Regions from separate parts of the Homo sapiens genome. Here all the other regions are linked to region 1. The links are chromatin loops, found by intact Hi-C in ENCODE. Cell type or tissue: Calu3. All regions are shown on one strand.

Region 1 (2,500 bases):
AGTTATTAAATTCTCCAGCTCTTCTCCCCTCCATGAGGTTGGAGACAGGGCTAATAGTTCTAATTCTTTAACCAGGTGGATGGTTTTTCTTCTGGCAACTAGCCTGCATCCTGAAGCTACCTAGGTGCACAGCAAGTGTTACCACGTTGGCATAAAATCAGGAATGGTCAAAAGGGGCTCATTATGAAAAACAAAATTCCAACGGTTGGTTGTAGGTGGTTTGTGTCAGGAACCAGGGACAAAGACCAAATATATATACTTTTTTTTTTTTTTGAGACGGAGTCTCGCTCTGTCGCCCAGGCCGGACTGCGGACTGCAGTGGCGCAATCTCGGCTCACTGCAAGCTCCGCTTCCCGGGTTCACGCCATTCTCCTGCCTCAGCCTCCCGAGTAGCTGGGACTACAGGCGCCCGCCACCGCGCCCGGCTAATTTTTTTGTATTTTTTTTTAGTAGAGACGGGGTTTCACCTTGTTAACCAGGATGGTCTCGATCTCCTGACCTCATGATCCACCCGCCTCGGCCTCCCAAAGTGCTGGGATTACAGGCGTGAGCCACCGCGCCCGGCCTATATACTTTTATTGTACCACAAATGGCAATCAATTAGGTTATTTCTAATTTTTCTTCCAGTTCTAAATATTCTGCCATTGGTTAATTTTTATTTGTACTCCACTTCCTAAAGTCAGTTCTGTACTATTGAGCACAAAACCACATGGGTATAGAAGCACGTGGATTATATGAATCTTAACACAATAGTAGGATAAAAATGGTTAACTCTTCATTCCTTACCAGCATCACAAAAGGAAAAGATTCTCAATGCTAATAAAATTTCCCAAGATTAAGAAGAAAGAAAGAGACATTTAAACAAAAATAACAATTTGAGAGGTGGAGGAAGAAAATAATTTAATGCAATAATCTCATTAATTCTGACTTCCTTCTAGATTTCATCATACCTTAAAACTGTACATAATAGCAAATTTTTTTCTACAAACTATTCAAGTAAATAGGATAAACTACTTTCTGAGAGGATTGCTTAAAATCAGGTAAGATAGTGAAGTTAAACATCAAAAATATATAAACACATTCATGAACAAAAATCGAAATAATGATAAGCCACTCACGCCAATTTACCCAGTCATCAAAGCACAAATTATAAAATTCCAAATTTAAAAATAAAGTTAAAAAGAAAGAGAAATGAGGAAAAAAACTAGCCTTAGTTGCTATAAATCAAGCACAATGAGAATTTCCTGCTCTTGCGTTTTGGTCCCATTATTATTTTCGTGAGAACTGTAACTGGAGATTTGTCCCTTTGGGATACGTAAGCGACTATGGTAAGGGTTTTGCTCTCCACCTTCAGATCAAAGTAGATGCCATGTTTTTCTCCAGATGACTTCCTGTACATTCTCTCTTCTCTCATGGCCAAATAACAAATGATCAGAAAGTTACTAACAAATGCTTTACTGTTAACTGGCAAGAGGGTACGGTAAGCTAAACTTCAAATTATTCCAAAAGTAACAAAGGTTATTTTCAGCCAGTCAAGGGAAGTCACATTTACAGCACCACCTTGTGAAAGAATAAGGAACTTGCTTGCCAAGGTAAGGAGCAAGAAGCGAACCTTTCTGAACTCATTAAAGGAAATTTTTCAAACGCTTAACTTCCTTTCCATTATCTATTAGTTACTTCACAATATATGTGTATGTACATGGACAACTCAATTTGGAAAATTTTTCTACTTATTTTCAATATTTTTCTCTCAGCGCAATTATTTCACTATTAATTATCAGAGCCATATAAAATAAAGGCAGTATGTACTGTGCCTAAAGAAATATGGTTTTATATTCAAGCAAAATGTATTCCTTTTCTGTATCCCCGTCTTCTCTTCCTTGAACCTCTTTTCTTATAACTCCATAGATATCAAGACTCTCCTTTTTTTAATAAATGGAAAAAAGGCCAGGGAATTCATGTCTAATAGTTTATCATAGCAGGGTATAAATCAAAGCAACATAAATACTGTGTGTATTATCTAGTATTCCAATCAATATTTGTTCTACAAATTAAAAATGGAAAATGCATGGATACTGTGCTGCTTATTATTGAGTCGGTTTTCTGAATTTTTGGATTAAGATTCCCAAATAGTTTACTCCTTAAATTGTGCAAACTGCCATTCTAGATGTTTTCTTTTTCTATTTATTTGCAATGTGTAAAATTACGTGGCCCAGTGGTTCCAGATTTTCGTGTGCATAAGAAGTAACTAGAGTATTTGTCACTTGTTACCAAACCCTATTCCCAGGCTTTGATTCCAGAGAACTGAAGTGGGAGCCCTCTAATCTGCATTTCAACCAGTTCGCAGATGATTCTAAAGTGGGTGACCCACGGCCACACTTTGAGGAATAACGTTCTGATTCTAAACTATCTCATTTTGCCATTTGAATTTGTTGGCCTCTTGTGGGATTCCTAATTTGTGTGTAACTTCTCCCATTTAATCAGTTAATTTTCCTCTTCT
Region 2 (2,500 bases), 86 kb after region 1:
ACTTTTAATTTCCTTCAAAACCTTTACATTCACAACTTGGCTGGTTGGTGCAAGAAGCCTAGCTTTCAGCCTGTCTCAACTTTTGACATATGTTCCTCACTGAACTTCAATCATTTCTAGCATTAGATTGAAAGTGTGAGGTGCACAACTCTACCTTTCACTTGGACACTTGGAGGCCACTGTAGGGTTATTAAATAGCCTCATTTCAATATTGTTGTATCTCAGGGAATACTGAGGCCCGAGGTGAGGGAGAGAAATAGGGGAATGGCTATTGGTAGAGCCGTCAGAACACAAACAGTATTTATCTACTAAATTAACCATCTTATTTGGGCATAGTTTATGATGCCCCAAAACAATTACAATAGTAACATAAGGATCACTGATTGCAAATCACCATAACAGATATAACAATAATGAAGTTTGAAATACTGTTAGGAAAATGGTGGTGAGATTTGCTCAATGCAGGGTTTCCACAAACCTTCAATTTATAAAAAAAAAACACAGTATCTTTGAAACACAATGAGATATGTCTATAAAAGGCCAGTTTCTTATATATGCACATATAGGTGTATATTAGGCAAGTTTCTCATATATGTAAGGGCAATTTCTTATATATACACATTTAGGTCTGTGTTTTATATATAAAACATATATGAATATATGTCTCTGGCTCCTCTATCAGGAATTTTATTGTCAATAATGCACTTTCTATTATTTTTCTTTCTTTTTTTTTTTTTTTTTTGAGGCAGAGTCTGGCTCTGTAACCCAGGCTGGAGTGCAGTGACATGACCACGGTTCACTGCAGCGTTGACCTCCCAGGCTCAAGTGATCCTCCCGCCTCAGCCAGCCGAGTACCTGGGACTGCAGACACGCACCACCACGACTGGCTACTTTTTGCAATAATGCACTTTCTTTTCTATTTTCTTCAAACTCTTCTCTTAAAGTCTACTTGTCAATATTCTCAGATTTTCTACAATTAGCATCTACTAGTAGTATCTTTGAAACACAATGAGATATGTTTACTCATTGATAAAGTACTGCTTTTGTAAAGGTAGGATTTTTTTTTTTTCTAACTGAATTGGTGCCTTGGTTTTCACATTCAGCCAATCCAGTAGATAGTCTCAGTCTGGGAGTGCTTCAAGGTTAATACTGTCTTGCCATCTCCAGGTGCCCTCTGCTGGCACAATGAGAGTACAACATGTAAAGAAACAGTTCAGTCTGGTGAAGGTGAGACACCACTTCACACTTACCAATTACTGGGAAGTTTATAAAATGCCATCACTTTGGGAGGCCGAGGCGGGCGGATTATCTGAGGTCAGGAGTTTGTGACCAGGCTGGCCAACATGCTGAAACCCCATCTCTACTAAAACTACACACGCGCACACACACACACACACACACACACACACACATTAGCCAGGTGTGGTGGCGCATGCCTGTAATCCCAGTTACTCAGTAGGCTGAGGCAGGAGAATCGCTGGAACCTGCAGTGAGCCGAGATCTCGTCATTGCATTCAAGCCTGGGCGACAAGAGCGAAACTCCGTCTCAAAAAAAAAAAAAAAAAAACTTTCACTTCCATAACTGTATAACACTAGTTAACATGTTTAAATGTTGTTCATTTGAGCTGACATAGATAACAAGTGGACTGTCCAATATGGTAGTCACTAGTCGCCTGTGACTCATGAGCACTTGAAAAGTTCCTAGTTCAAATTGAAAGGCCGATAAATATACACCACATTTGAAGCGTTTTAGTGGCAAAAACAAAAGTAAAATATATAATAATGTATTGATTACATGCTAAGATAATATTTTAGATGTATTAAATAAAATTTTCGCAACTCATAATTTTCTACCTTTTAAAATATGGTTACTAGAGAATTGTAAATCACATATATGTCTTGCACTGTATTTGTACTTTACAATATGCTACAGATAGTACATTCTAAAGTGATAGTATCAGGCAGAAATTTCAAAGTAGGTGATAAAAAATGATTAGATGACACCTGAAATTCTCATGTAGATTGACGGTATAAAATCACTGGAAAATAAAAATCTGAGAAAGATTTTATCAATTTTTTTTGTGTTTTGAGACGGAGTCTTGCACTGTCACCTGGGCTGGAGTGCAGTGGCGCTATCTTGGCTCACTGCAATCTCGGCCTCCTGGTTCAAGCGATTCTTCTGCCTCAGCCTCCCGAGTAGCTGGGACTACAGGTGCCTGCCACCACGCCTGGCTAATTTGGTGTATTTTTAGTAGAGACAGGGTTTCACCATGTTGGCCAGGCTGATCTCAAACTCCTGACCTCAGGTGAGCCACCCGCCTCGGCCTCCCAAAGTGCTAGGATTAGAGGCGTGAGCCACCCGTGCCCAGCCGATTTCATCAATTTTTGGATCAATTTTGGAGAATCACTGATGTGTTCAGTGCCGAAAACCACCATCTGTCCTCAGAGTGGGGAGAGGGTAGGAAGTGCCTACGCCTTAATTCAGGCTTATTGAGGGGCA
Region 3 (2,500 bases), 940 kb before region 1:
AGAAGCGTGAGAGACCCCCACCTTTCAGAATTTCTAGGTGAAGATATGGATCTCTGATGAGCTAAAATAGGAAGGTGGAGTAAAACGACCCCTGGATAAGGATGTTCTTGGGGTGAAGGACTCAGGAAAAGGCATCTGTTTGAATTTTCTAGAATAAATTGGGAAAGCTTTCTAGATGAGATGCTCTAGGAAGCTGGGCTATAAAAAACTAGTAATAGTGTAATTTGCAAGAACAATGGCAATTCTATTCCTAAATTGCTTAATTCCTGGATTCAATGAAGAAAGCAGTGGGGTCTCTAACTGGAGCGCACAGTGTGCAAGAGAATCAACTAGATGCTAACCTCAAATGCCCCTTCCTGGGATTCAGCCCCAGAAATTCTAATTCAGTTGATGTTGGGTAGGGCCTAAGAAGCTGCACTTACAACAAAAAAGTATAGGTTATTTCAATGCAAATGTCTATAAATCACACTCCTCTGTGAATTGCTGGTGTTAAATATGAAAAGGTAACTTGTTTTTGCAAAATGGATGGTAGTTTCAAAGATAGAAGAGATTCTTCAGGAAAGATTTAATGGAAGAGTAGTAATTAGTGCTCTGCTTTAAAGCATGGTGGAATTTACTGCCCAGATACTATGTAAATTTTAACTTGAATGCAATCTGCATAATTAGTGCTCTTTTTTCTTTCTTTAAATTTCTGTTACAAATCTTTTATTTAAAGAAGCGAAGCTACTGTTGTCCTTCACCTTAAATTTTACCTGAGGACGGATTCACCGTACAGATATTTCTCCTGCTACTCAGAGAATCCCTAAGATAGAGAATTCATGAATTCAGGCTTCGCTTCACTGACTGGAAGGTGTTCAAGCCATTTAAAAATACAATTCTCTTAAACGTGTTTTGAGAGCTAAGCCGAAACACAGTCTAATTCGCAGAGGGAAGCAATTTCCCTCATGTCCACGAGGTGGCGCTCGCCCACCACTCCTGGCCTCCTGTGCGTAGCAAGCAGGGCTGTGATGGTGTCTAGAAGCTGAGAGAATCTGGGGAGATCCTGTCAGCATTATGGCATAGGCTTGTTTGAATTATTCTTAGAACATAGAATGACAATATACTCTGCTTTTTTCCCCACTGGTTCCAGTCTTGTCTAATGCTGAAGGTCACATTATCTTGTTCCAGAAGCAATGTTAGGATCAATTGGCTAACTAGAAGAAACAAAGACAGTTTCACAGAAAGGCAAGATAAAAAAAAAGACAAAAGGAACAAACAAAGAGGGCTGAGTCAAAAGCATGGAATCCTTCTAATAAACCTACTGAATGGGAAATGTTGGAAGGTGTGAAGAGAGAAGGAAATTGTGGCGGATGATGAATTCAGGTTTGAAAAAAAGTGAGCTCAAATCTTTCTTCTCCTTTTTTCAAGGTCAGCTGTCAAGGTCAGACCGGAGAGAACTGGAGGGGATATGGGTGATGTCACACACTGTGGCAGGCTGGGCGTTGGTTTTAGGGCTTGGCTACGGAACTCAAGGCGGCCAGACTGATGGTCATTTTCCTATTTCTTCCTCACAATCAACTCGTTAAAGTCCATGCAAATGTCTGTGGTTTGGTGAAGAATTATTACTTTATTATGGCACTATAGGGACTTCCGGAACTCTGAGAATCCATGGTCCTGAGTTGAGAGGAGGTCTGTAAGTCCTGGATAAGCCCAGTGCCTGACATTGGGCCAGCATTGCACCTTGCAGCGCCAGTGCTTCTCAGCCACTCTGTTTGAGCTCTCTTGTTGCTACCTGCCCCACCTGCTATTCTCCTGGTTCCCATAAGCTACAGAACCTTGTGTGTGCATCATGGAGCAGAACTTGACCATGATGGGGAATTTCCATCCTGGCTTATTTTGTGTGAAGCAAATAAATAATTGTGAAAAGGGTAAAGCAAAGTCCAAATGAAAATGCAGATTTTGCTGAGCTGGAAATCATCTTTAAATTTTTTTGCTTGTTTTCATAACTTATAAGGTATATTGAGAGACATTTTGAACTCAGGTCTTAACCGAAATGTTATTTTAAATATTGAGCCAAAACAAAATTATTAGCTGTAAGTTTTGAAGCAGAATGCTGATTATGTTGCAACTGCTTTTCAAAATCTTCAATGGCCTGAAAGATACAGTTAAATACTAACCTAGGTATTCAAAGCTCTCCAACAACCTTTCCAGCCCTACTTATTACTACTGTCCTGCAATACTTAAGTTATTTATATTTTTATAAAATATCTATCTTCTATATTATTATCCACATTTAAAATCTGTATGTAAGAGCAGAAAAGAATATTCCATTCTATCACAACTCAGTTGTGGATATAGGAGCTACAGTGACACAATTGTACAAAGCAGTGAAAACCTCACTTAAGGTTATCTCTGAATACTATGATGTTTACGTATTTTCCAAAGAGGATGGATATGCTTGAAAATGTCTGAATTTCTCTGTGTTGTATCAACTGAAATCCAGTCTTCCCAAATAAAACTC

What was found. Hi-C counts contacts between places; a loop is a spot of excess contacts. Peaks named below come from ENCODE experiments on the same cell type or tissue, not always from the same donor. Only the 100,000 strongest peaks of a DNase experiment are listed, where the experiment ranks them.
Region 2: a loop joins it to region 1, with 10 times the contacts of the local background. A loop is called at or near these places in 5 of 110 quality-filtered maps.
Region 3: a loop joins it to region 1, with 5 times the contacts of the local background. A loop is called at or near these places in 9 of 110 quality-filtered maps.

What each region holds. Positions count from the first base shown.
Region 1 is chr3:191,501,838-191,504,337 of GRCh38, reverse strand. All of the region lies in intron 1 of PYDC2-AS1 (PYDC2 antisense RNA 1), which reads right to left. Among named protein-coding and RNA genes, the nearest start is that of PYDC2, 42 kb to the right of the region's middle. In Calu3, CTCF peaks have their summits at 1,341 and 1,541 (motif pointing left); no DNase peak of the experiment used is centred here.
Region 2 is chr3:191,415,860-191,418,359 of GRCh38, reverse strand. No RefSeq gene overlaps it. Among named protein-coding and RNA genes, the nearest start is that of PYDC2-AS1, 8.4 kb to the left of the region's middle. In Calu3, a CTCF peak has its summit at 1,159 (motif pointing left); a DNase peak (open chromatin) is centred at 1,169.
Region 3 is chr3:192,443,155-192,445,654 of GRCh38, reverse strand. All of the region lies in intron 2 of FGF12 (fibroblast growth factor 12), which reads left to right. Among named protein-coding and RNA genes, the nearest start is that of FGF12-AS2, 71 kb to the left of the region's middle. In Calu3, a CTCF peak has its summit at 949 (motif pointing right); a DNase peak (open chromatin) is centred at 974.